2 separate regions of the Homo sapiens genome follow, and region 2 is linked to region 1. The links are chromatin loops, found by intact Hi-C in ENCODE. Cell type or tissue: ovary. All regions are shown on one strand.

Region 1 (5,000 bases):
GCTATGTGGTTTCTAAATGTTCTCTTTTTGCATTTAATATTCAGACAATGATTTGGAATCTTTAGTGACTAGAGACTAGTGTTTGCTCAGTTATAATAAAAGGTTACAATAATACGAATTATGTCCATTTGCCTTTCTAGATTTTGGTTTCAGTAACCTCTTCACTCCTGGGCAGCTGCTGAAGACCTGGTGTGGCAGCCCTCCCTATGCTGCACCTGAACTCTTTGAAGGAAAAGAATATGATGGGCCCAAAGTGGACATCTGGGTAAGTAACTGCCTTCTCTTATACCCCACAGCATTAGCTACCCTTGGTTGATGACAGCTATTCGCATCCTGAAGGATACATAATGATGCAACATGAATTGAGATCCTGGTCACCTGTTCTTTCAAGTCCCAATTCCTGTGCAAAGCCTTTTTTTTTTTTTTTTTTTGAAACAGAGTCTCACTCTGTCGCCCAGGCTGGAGAGCAGCAGGATGATCTTGGCACACTGCAACCTCCACCTCCCAGGTTCAAGTGATTCTCCTGCCTCAGCCTCACAAGTAGTTGGGATTACAGGCACAAGCCACCACACTTGGCTAATTTTTTGTATTTTTAATAGAGACAGGGTTTCACCATGTTGGCCAGGCTGGTCTCAAACTCCTGACCTCAGGTGATCCTCCCGCCTTGGCCTCCCAAAATGCTGGGATTATAGGCATGAGCCACTGCACCCGGCCTACTCGTGCAAAATCTTTCCTCCAATACTTACCTTGTGGACTGAGCCACATATTTCAAATTTCCCCTTTGCATTTGCAAAAGAAGCCCAAGGGCCAGCTTGGATGGGGGCCGTTGCCAAGAAGAGAGATTATTTCTACTGTGGCCACTTACCTTATCCCCAGAGAATGAGTACTGAGAAAAATTCAGGATGTTACCCTAAATTAATGCCTAGAAGCAAAGAAGATTGTTAACTGTTCTAAGATGGAAGAAAAAGTTTGTTCCATAATCGTATGCATGACTCACCATCATCTGCATACACACACTACAGTAGTCTTTTTTGTTTCCCCTGATGTGATTAATTGTACATCCTCTCTGTTTGGGATGCAGAGCCTTGGAGTTGTCCTCTACGTGCTTGTGTGCGGTGCCCTGCCATTTGATGGAAGCACACTGCAGAATCTGCGGGCCCGCGTGCTGAGTGGAAAGTTCCGCATCCCATTTTTTATGTCCACAGGTAAGGGAGTCGCTAGCACACAGCTATGAATGGGTTCATGAAAGTTAGACCCACTCAGTTATCCCAGGAATTTAGTGATGGAGTATAAATGGCCCACTTACAACCTTTTTTAACTCCAGCTTGCTGACCTGATGCCTCCAGGAGGCAAGGTTCTGTAGAAACAGTATATAGGTTTTGGCATCAGAGAGCCCTACTTGGGTTTGAATCTGGGCCCTAAGTCTGTCTCAGCTTTAGTGTCCTCATCTATAAATTGGCTGAGAGTTTTGTGAGGGCTGCTATTACTGTAAGGATTAAATGAGATAATGTATGTGAAGACTCAGTAGGCCCATGGCATAGCAGTAATGCAATAAATGCTTTTGTTTCACTTCTGTCTTCCTACCCTTTTTCAGGATATTTCCACTTATTGGGTTCTCATTGCAATGTGGTTTTAAATGCCAAGGATAAAGTAGGCTTTGCATCTTAGTCTTGCTACTGCTTCATTTCCTATTTCTGTGCTCTTTGTCCTCCAGAATCAAATTTAAAAAATTTTATTTAACGAGTGGGCAGTAAGGTAGGCAGGTCTTGGAAAAATTTAACACCGAAAATAGATACAAGATACTCAGAATTAACAGTATTTTATCACCATTTATTTGCACATAAGAAGGGAACATTTTAGAGAACGCAAAAAGTCATATAGTTTTGCTTAATCATCTGTTTTCATTTTAAGGAAGAACATGTGTCCACTGGGTTGACAACAAGGTAGAAGCCCATGGTAATTGCATTTTAGAACAAAGAGGTGAACCTTGGAGTAGATTTAACTTGGCTCCTTTGAACTGATAACGTCATAGTGTAGAAGATAGTGCTAAATGCTGTGGGACAAATAAAATAGAGAAGGAGTTAGGATAGTGGTTGGTAAGTTACATGAAAACCCCTTCATGGAGAAAGGGACCTTTCAGCAAAGCCTGAAAGAAGGTGAGGGTGAATGCTGTGCAGTCCGGGGAAGAGCACCCCCTGGCTGTTGAGGGGTCAGCGCAGAGGCCGCGGGGATGGAGCATGGCTGCATGTGAAGGAACGGGAAGGAGGCCTGCGTGCCTGGAAGGAAGGAGCGGTGAGAGATGAGGAAGAGAGATGAGGTCAGAGAGGTAAGAGGGAGCTTAATTTTAGGGCCTAGTTAATGTAAAGACTTTAGATTTTACTGTGACTGAAGTATACAGGATTGGAGGGTTTTGACAGGAGTGATGTAATCTGAGTTTTATTTTTTCCAAATTTTATGATGAAAAATTTCAAACATACAAAAAAATTGAAAAATTTTGCAGTGACTTTTGTTTAAAAAAGATCACTTTGGCTGCTATGTTGCCGGTAGGCTAAAAGGTACAAAGGCTGAAGGAGGGACACCAGTTAGGAGGAGACTTTTACAATAGTCCAGATAAGAGATGTTGGTGGCTGGTTCCCAGTCTGGGGTGTCGAGATGGAGATGGTAAGAAGTGATCAGATTCAAGAGATGCTACCTACCATGTGTGGCAGGCACTGTTCAAAGCACTTCACAAACATTAACTCACTTCATTATTTTAACAACCCTATGAGATACACAAGATTATTGTCTCCATTTTACTGGTGATAAAACTGAAGCCAGGAGAGATTAGGCAATTTTCCCAAGATAACACTGCTACCAAGTGGCTGAAGTAGAATTTGAACCCAGGTATTTTGGCTCCAATAACATTTAGTGTTGGATTTGATATGAAAGAAAGACTCCAGAGTTTCTATCCTGAGCAAATGGAAGGATGGTTTTACTGCCAACTGAGATGGGGATGACTGGGGAAGAATACTTACATTTTGGAGAGATGTTTTAGACATGTCATGTTTGAGGTGCACATTAGACATCAGAGTTAAGATATGAATTGGCAGTCGCATTTAGGAGAGAATTCTGGGTTGGGGATGTATGTTTGGAATCCCCAGTGTATAGATAATAGTTAAAGCCATGAGGTGAGCTCACTTTTTAGGCAGTGGTTACAGAGAAGAGAAGAGGTCCATGAATTAAACTCTGGAACATACCGCTATTTAGAGAACAAGCAGGTGAAGAGGTATCATAAGAGTTGCTGGTGAGGTAAGCCAGAGGGCCTGCTGTCCTAGGAGACAAGTGAAGAGACTGTTCCCAGGAGGAGGGAGGAGGGAGTGAGGAGCTGTGGGGAGTGAATGCTGCTGCCAAGTCAGGTAAGAGGACTGAGAACTGAATGTTGCATTTAGAAATGTGGAGATCGTTAATGATTTTGTTTCTTTTTTATCCCCCCACACCCTCACCTTCCTAGATCATTAATGATTCTGAAGTACACTTTTGGCAGAGGAACAGGAGCAAAAGCTTAATCATGTGGTTGCAACAAAAAAGGAATAGAAGGAAAATAGACGACACGCTCTTTCCAGTTTACTATAAAAGGAAGCAGAGAAGTGGTCCAGTATTGCTCTGGCCAGGGTCACCAGTGATCTCGTTATTGATCAACTGCATATCCTTAGTCTTTTTCTTAATCACTGCCCAGCAGTGATTAACACTTCACCCTTGCCCTCCCTCCCTCTCTCCTTTCCTCCCTTCCTCCCTAACTCCCTTTTTTGGGACTGGGTCTTGCTCTGTTGCTCAGGTTGGAATGCAGTGGTGTGATCGTGGCTCACTGCAGCTGGACCTCCCAGGCTCAAGTGATCCTCCCTTAGCCTCCCAAATAGCTGGAGCTGCAGGCACACACCACTATGCCTGACTAATTTTTTTTTTTGGTAGAGATGGGGTTTTGCCATGTTGTCCAGGCTGATCTCAAACTCTTGAGTTCAGGCGATCTGCCTGCCTTGGCCTCCCAAAGTGCTGGGACTATTGGTGTGAGCTACTGTGCCCTGTCTCTTTAGAGTTATATGTTAGAGCAGCTTTAGATTCACAGCAGTATTGAGTGGAAGGTACACAGTTTGCATGTACCCTCTGTGCTGTCCTGCCTCCCTCCCCTGCTGACCCCTGTCATAATCAATGTGCCCCACCAGAGTGGTATGTTTGTTACAATCAATGAACATGCATTGACACATTATCACCCAAAGTCCATAGCTTACATTTGGGTTTTCTCTCAGTGTTACACATTCTGTGGGTTTTGGTAAATGTATAGTGACATGTATTCACCACTATAATACATATAAAATTGTTTCACTGCCCCCAAATCCTCTGTGCTCTGCCTGTTTATCCATTTCTCCCTAACCCCCTGCAACTACTGATCCTTTCACTGTCTCCACAAGTTTTTCCTTTTCCAGAATGTCATATGGGTAGAAACATACAGGATGCAGCCTTTTCAGATTGGTGTTTTTCAAATAGTAATATGCAATAAGGTTCCTCCATGTCTCTTCATGGCTTGAGAGCCCGTTTCTTTTTAGCACTGAATAATATTTCCTTGCCTGGATGTACCACCCTTTATCCTTTCACCTACGGATGACTTGGTTGCTTCCAAATTTTGACAATTATGAATAAAGCTACTGTAACATCTTTGTGCAGGTTTTTGTGTGGACATAAATTTTTAATTCATTTGGTTAAACACTAAGGAGCACAATTCCTGGATCATATGGTAAGAGCATGGATAGTTTTGTAGGAAACTGCCAAACTGTCTTCCAAAGTGGCTATGCTATTTTGCATTCCTGCCAGCAATGAGTGAGAGCTTCTGCTGCGCCACATCCTTGTCAGCATTTGGTGGTGTCAGCATTTTGGATTTTGGCCACTCTAATAGGTATATAGTGATATTTCATTGTTGTTTTAATTTTTAATTCTCTAATGATGTATGAGGATGAGCATCTTTTCTT
Region 2 (5,000 bases), 190 kb before region 1:
TTTTATAAATCATCATTCTCTCCTGATCTTTGATAAAGGGACAAAAACCCAAACTGGAGAAATTGCTGAAGGGAAGAAGAAAGGTTAATGAGAAACAGACTCTTGATCACCCAAACCATTGATTTTTTTTTTTTTTTTTTTTGAGATGGAGTCTCGCTCTGTTGTCCAGGCTGGAGTACAATGGCGTGATCTTGGCTCACTGCAACCTCTGCCTCTCCGGTTCAAGTGATTCCCCTGCCTCAGCCTCCTCAGTAGCTAGGATTACAGGCACGTGCCACCACACCTGGCTAATTTTTGTATTTTTAGTAGAGACGGGGTTTCACCGTGTTAGTCAGGCTGCTCTCCAACTCCTGACTTTGTGATCCACCTGCCTCGACCTCCCAAAGTGCTGGGATTACAGGAGTGAGCCATTGCACCTTGCCTCTCCACTGACTTTTTTTTTTTTTGAGACGGAGTCTCACTCTGTCACCCAGGCTGGAGTGCAGTGGCGCAGTCTCTGCTCACTGCAACCTCTGCCTCCTGGGTTCAAGAGATTCTCCTGCCTCAGCCTCCCAGGTAGCTGGGACTACGGGCGCCCACCACCACACCCGGCTAATTTTTTTGTATTTTTAGTAGAGACGGGGTTTCACCATGCTGGCCAGGGTGGTCTTGAACTCCTACCTCGTGATCCACTCGCCTCGGCCTCCCAGAGTGCTGGGATTATAGGCGTGAGCCACTGCACCCAGCCTACCATTGATTTTTAAATAACTATTTTTTGGTAAACCAGCGTGAGAATTTCAGAGATTAATAAAAGTTGTAAATTGCTCCTCCCTCGTTTTAATGGTGAAAAGATAGTCAAGGAGATTGTGAAGGAGAAAGTTATATGAATAAATATGGTAATGCAGCAGTCCTATCATGTTTAAATTTGCTGTGTGCATTGTACTTTATGGGTTAAGAGATTTTCAAGGGTAATTGGGCCATATAGGATATTGTGCTTAGTATGTTGTGGGGTTATGACTGTGGAATTATCTGTGTTTTGGACATTTGGTGGTAACTGCTTTTCTTTTATCTCCAATAGAAGCCCTCCTATACAGTAAGTTTTGGTTATGATGTGCTTAGTTAATTGAGGGGAAAAACTGATAAAGCAGGAAAATCAGAAATATATATTCATGCATTAATCTTTTTTTGGTTTTTCTTTTTTATGTAGACGGAGTCTTGCTCTGTCGCCCAGGCTGGAAGTGCAGTGGCATGATCTCGGCTCACTGCAACCTCTGCCTCCTGAGTAGCTGGGACTATAGGCACATGCCACCATGCCCGGCCAATTTTTGTATTTTTTGTAGAGATGGGGTTTCGCCATGTTGGCCAGGATGGTCTCGAATTCCTGAGCTCAGGCAGTTCGCCTGCTTCGGTCTCCTAAAGTGCTAGGCTTACAGGCATGAGCCACCATGCCTGGCTCATGCATTACTCTTTTAAAAAGTATGTATTGTGGAAAATTTCAAACATAAATGAAAGTAGAGGGAATAATATAATGAACCCCTATGTGCCTGTCGCCTAGTTTAAACAGTTGTCATCTTGTGACCAATCTTGCATTTATACCTTTCCCACTTCCCCGCTTTTTTCCTGGATTTTGAAGCATATCCCAGAATCCTTTCATTTCATCGGTAGATATTTTGGCATGTATCTCTAAATAGATGAAGATTCTTTAAACAAACAAACAAAACCAAACCCCAGGGCTGGGTATGGTGGTTCATGCCTGCCATCCCAGCACTTTGGGAGGTCTAGGTAGGTGGATCGCTTGAGGCTAGCTAGTTCAAAACCAGCCTGAGCAGCACGGTAGTAGTGAGGCCCCATCTCTACCAAAAAATAAAAATAAGTGAGCGGTGGATGGTGGTAAGTGGCTGTAGTTCTAGCTACTTGGGAGGTTGAGCTGGGAGGATTGCTTGAGCCCAGGAGTTCCAGATTACAGTGCAGTAAACTATGGTTGCGCCACTGCATTCCAGCCTGTGTGACAGAGACCCTGTCTCTAAAAAGGAAAGAAAGAAAAGAGAGAGAAAAGAAAGAAAGAAAGATTGATTAGCACATAGGTTAATATCAAAATATCTTAACCTATGTTAACAAACATTAATGTTTTTTGTTAATATTAAATATTAATGTTTGTTAACATAGGTTAATATTTTGTTAACCTGTTGATGCAGGGCCAAGGCTTTTTCTTTGTGTGCCCTAGTTGGAGTTCCTTAATTTTGTTTCCATTAAATACACCCATAATTCATTATCTATAATTTCCAGTTTTGTTTGCTTTTTAAAGCAGAACATGAATTTAATGGCATTTGTGAAGCAATATTAGTACAGCATCCCTCTTGATTTTTATGACTCCTTCCCAGTCTTTTATACTCATCTCATTCACGTCTAATTTACTATGTCTTTTTAAGCATTTGATGAAGTTTTCATAGAAACGTATCTCCTTAATTTTTCATCAGTTTACATTCTATTTAATTAAATTACATAACTGTAATAATGAGCAACTGGTATAAATAGGTTTGGGAAAAAAACAGTTAATTATTGGTAAGAATATAACTTAATAACGGGAGGCTGGGCCCGGCGCGGTGGCTCATGCCTGTAATTGCAGCACTTTGGGAGGCCCAGGCAGGCGGATCACCTGAGGTCAGGAGTTCCAGACCAGCCTGGCCAACCTGGTGAAACCCTGTCTCTACTAAAAATACAAAAATTAGCTGGGTGTGTTGGTGCATGCCTGTAATCCTAGCTACTCGAGAGGTCTGAGGCAGGAGAATTGCTTGAACCTGGGAGGCAGAGGTTGCAGTGAGCCAAGATCCTGCCACTGTACTGCAGCCTGGGCCACAGAGCGAGACTCCATCTCAAACAAACCAACCACAAAAAAACCAAAAAACTTAATAATGGGAGCAGCAGAAGCTTATAAGAGTAAGAGACAGCTGTTATTAGTTGGGGCCAGTTTGCATGTTGGGGGCATTGGTTGCTTTACTGAGACAAGGAGAAGCATTGATTATTTTGGCAGGTTGGTTGAGTGAAGGTGGGCTAAGAGAGCTTCTGCGTTAATTTAAAATGATAAAGAAGTCAAAGCTGTTAGAAATTTGAGGACAAGTTATTTTATAGAATCTTTTATTATTTATAGTGTGTACTTCGAGGTGGTATTTTTGTCCACTTATGTTAGAATTTGTGTGAACTGAGCTGAATTTGGTAATGAGTCAGTGGTATTAAAAACTTGGTGAAGAAACTGGCCAAACTCTTTAGTTTAAGAGGTTTATATCTGTTCACTGCTAGTGTAGTGTTCTGTGGAACAAGTTGACATTTTCTTGTAGTAAGTTGTTTTCTGTTTCTGGCGGAAGCAATCTTGGTTCATATGCTGCAAGAAACAGAACTGTTTTTATTGTGGAAGACAGGAGCAGAGCTGTGTGTTTCTTATTAGGATGAGTTGGACACCTGCAGGATTTCTTCTCTCTTTCTGCTTCTTGCCTCCTGTTGTCTTTTCCTTCTGTTAGAATGTTCTAATATTGCATAAGCAGCATTCCGACAATAGTTGAATTTTTTTGGTACTTCATTTTTTTAAACTCTCAAAATAATGTTTTTAGTGATTGTATGTTCTTGGCTTACTTTCCATTTCTACATCAACAGGGATATTGTTATTCTAGTCAAATGGGGTAGTTGTATTCTGGCAATGATCTTTGGGTCCAAGTCAGCTGCAGAAACAACACTTTCATATATTATACCTAAATATCTTACATGTGTATGGTAATTCTGGGAGGTAATTAAATGTTGGGATGGTACTTTAGGATCTCTTTAAAGGATTTCACAGTTCTCAGGAATAAAATAACTTGTTTGAAGCATGTTACTCATTGGCCTTTGACCATGCAAAAGGGTAGCCAGTGATTTTAGCCTACTGCCTCTTCCGATCTCATTTTCCTCCTTTCTTTTGAGGCAGCAGCTGCATCCAGTGCCCTGCTCTAATTGAGCTCTTAGTAAAAGGGGTATTGTTATACCAAGTCACAACCTCGTATAGCAGTGAGGTTACATCAATGGTTGTTAGATTTTTAGGCCACGCATCCATTTTGGAGTCACATTAAATTTTGAAAACCAAAATTTAGTTGCATTACCTAAATTTCTCTTCCTTTTCTTATCCTGATACCAGGATAAGAATAGGTTTTCTGTTTTTCCAGCTCTTTGTGGAACCTTTTTGGCCCATCAGAGTTGCTTGCGACAATCTGTAGTTAAAGAACTGAGACTGGTGCGGGAATCGGGATGTTTCTGGTTCCAGTTTTTACTAGCCAGCAGTTTGACTTTGGGCAAATTACTTAACCTCAGGGGGCTTCCAGTTTCTCTTTAATTTATAATTTTTTCAACTGCTTTATTGAGGTACATTTCACAGACCATACAGTTCACCCAATTTTTTTTAAGTGTATTCATGGAGCTGTGCGACCATCACTATAATACATTTTAGAACATTTTCATTATCCTTAAAAGAAGCATGGTACCCATTAGCAGTCACTGCTTATTTCTTCAACCTCTCTTCTCAGCCCTAAGCAACCACAAATTAATTTTTATCGATTTACGTCATCTGGACACTTCATATAAATAGAATTATGCAGTGGGTGTCCTGTTGTATTTTACTTCTTTCACTTGGTGTAATGCCTTCAAGGTTCATGCATGTTCTTACATATGTTGGAATCTCATTATTTTTTTATGGCTGAATAATATTATGTTGTATGGATACGCCACATTTTTAAAATCAATTCATGAATTGGTGGGCATTGTTTCTACTTATTGGCGATTATGAATAATATGGTCTTGAACATTTGTGTACAAATTTCTGTGTGATCATGTTTTCATTTTTTTCTTGGGCATATACCTAGGAGTGGAATCGCTTGGTCATGTGGTGACTCCTTGTTTAAGGTTTTGAGCAACTTCCAAACTGTTTTCCACAGTAGCTGCCCCATTTTATATTCTTACCTGCAATGTATGAGGGTTTCTGTTCTGTCTACATCCAAAAC

Evidence for each region. Peaks named below come from ENCODE experiments on the same cell type or tissue, not always from the same donor. Only the 100,000 strongest peaks of a DNase experiment are listed, where the experiment ranks them.
Region 2: a loop joins it to region 1, with 3 times the contacts of the local background. A loop is called at or near these places in 28 of 110 quality-filtered maps.

What each region holds. Positions count from the first base shown.
Region 1 is chr11:116,892,458-116,897,457 of GRCh38, reverse strand. SIK3 (SIK family kinase 3) reads left to right here. Exons shown (of 25, transcript NM_001366686.3): 5 at 141-265; 6 at 1,082-1,205. Among named protein-coding and RNA genes, the nearest start is that of APOA1, 57 kb to the right of the region's middle. RefSeq lists enhancers at 966-1,467, 2,129-2,208. In ovary, no CTCF peak of the experiment used is centred here; a DNase peak (open chromatin) is centred at 2,217.
Region 2 is chr11:117,082,137-117,087,136 of GRCh38, reverse strand. All of the region lies in intron 1 of SIK3 (SIK family kinase 3), which reads left to right. It overlaps LOC124902763 (a long non-coding RNA gene), which reads left to right. Exons shown (of 2, transcript XR_007062899.1): 1 at 1-2,063; 2 at 2,146-5,000. Among named protein-coding and RNA genes, the nearest start is that of SIK3, 14 kb to the left of the region's middle. In ovary, no CTCF peak of the experiment used is centred here; no DNase peak of the experiment used is centred here; H3K27ac peaks cover 466 bases.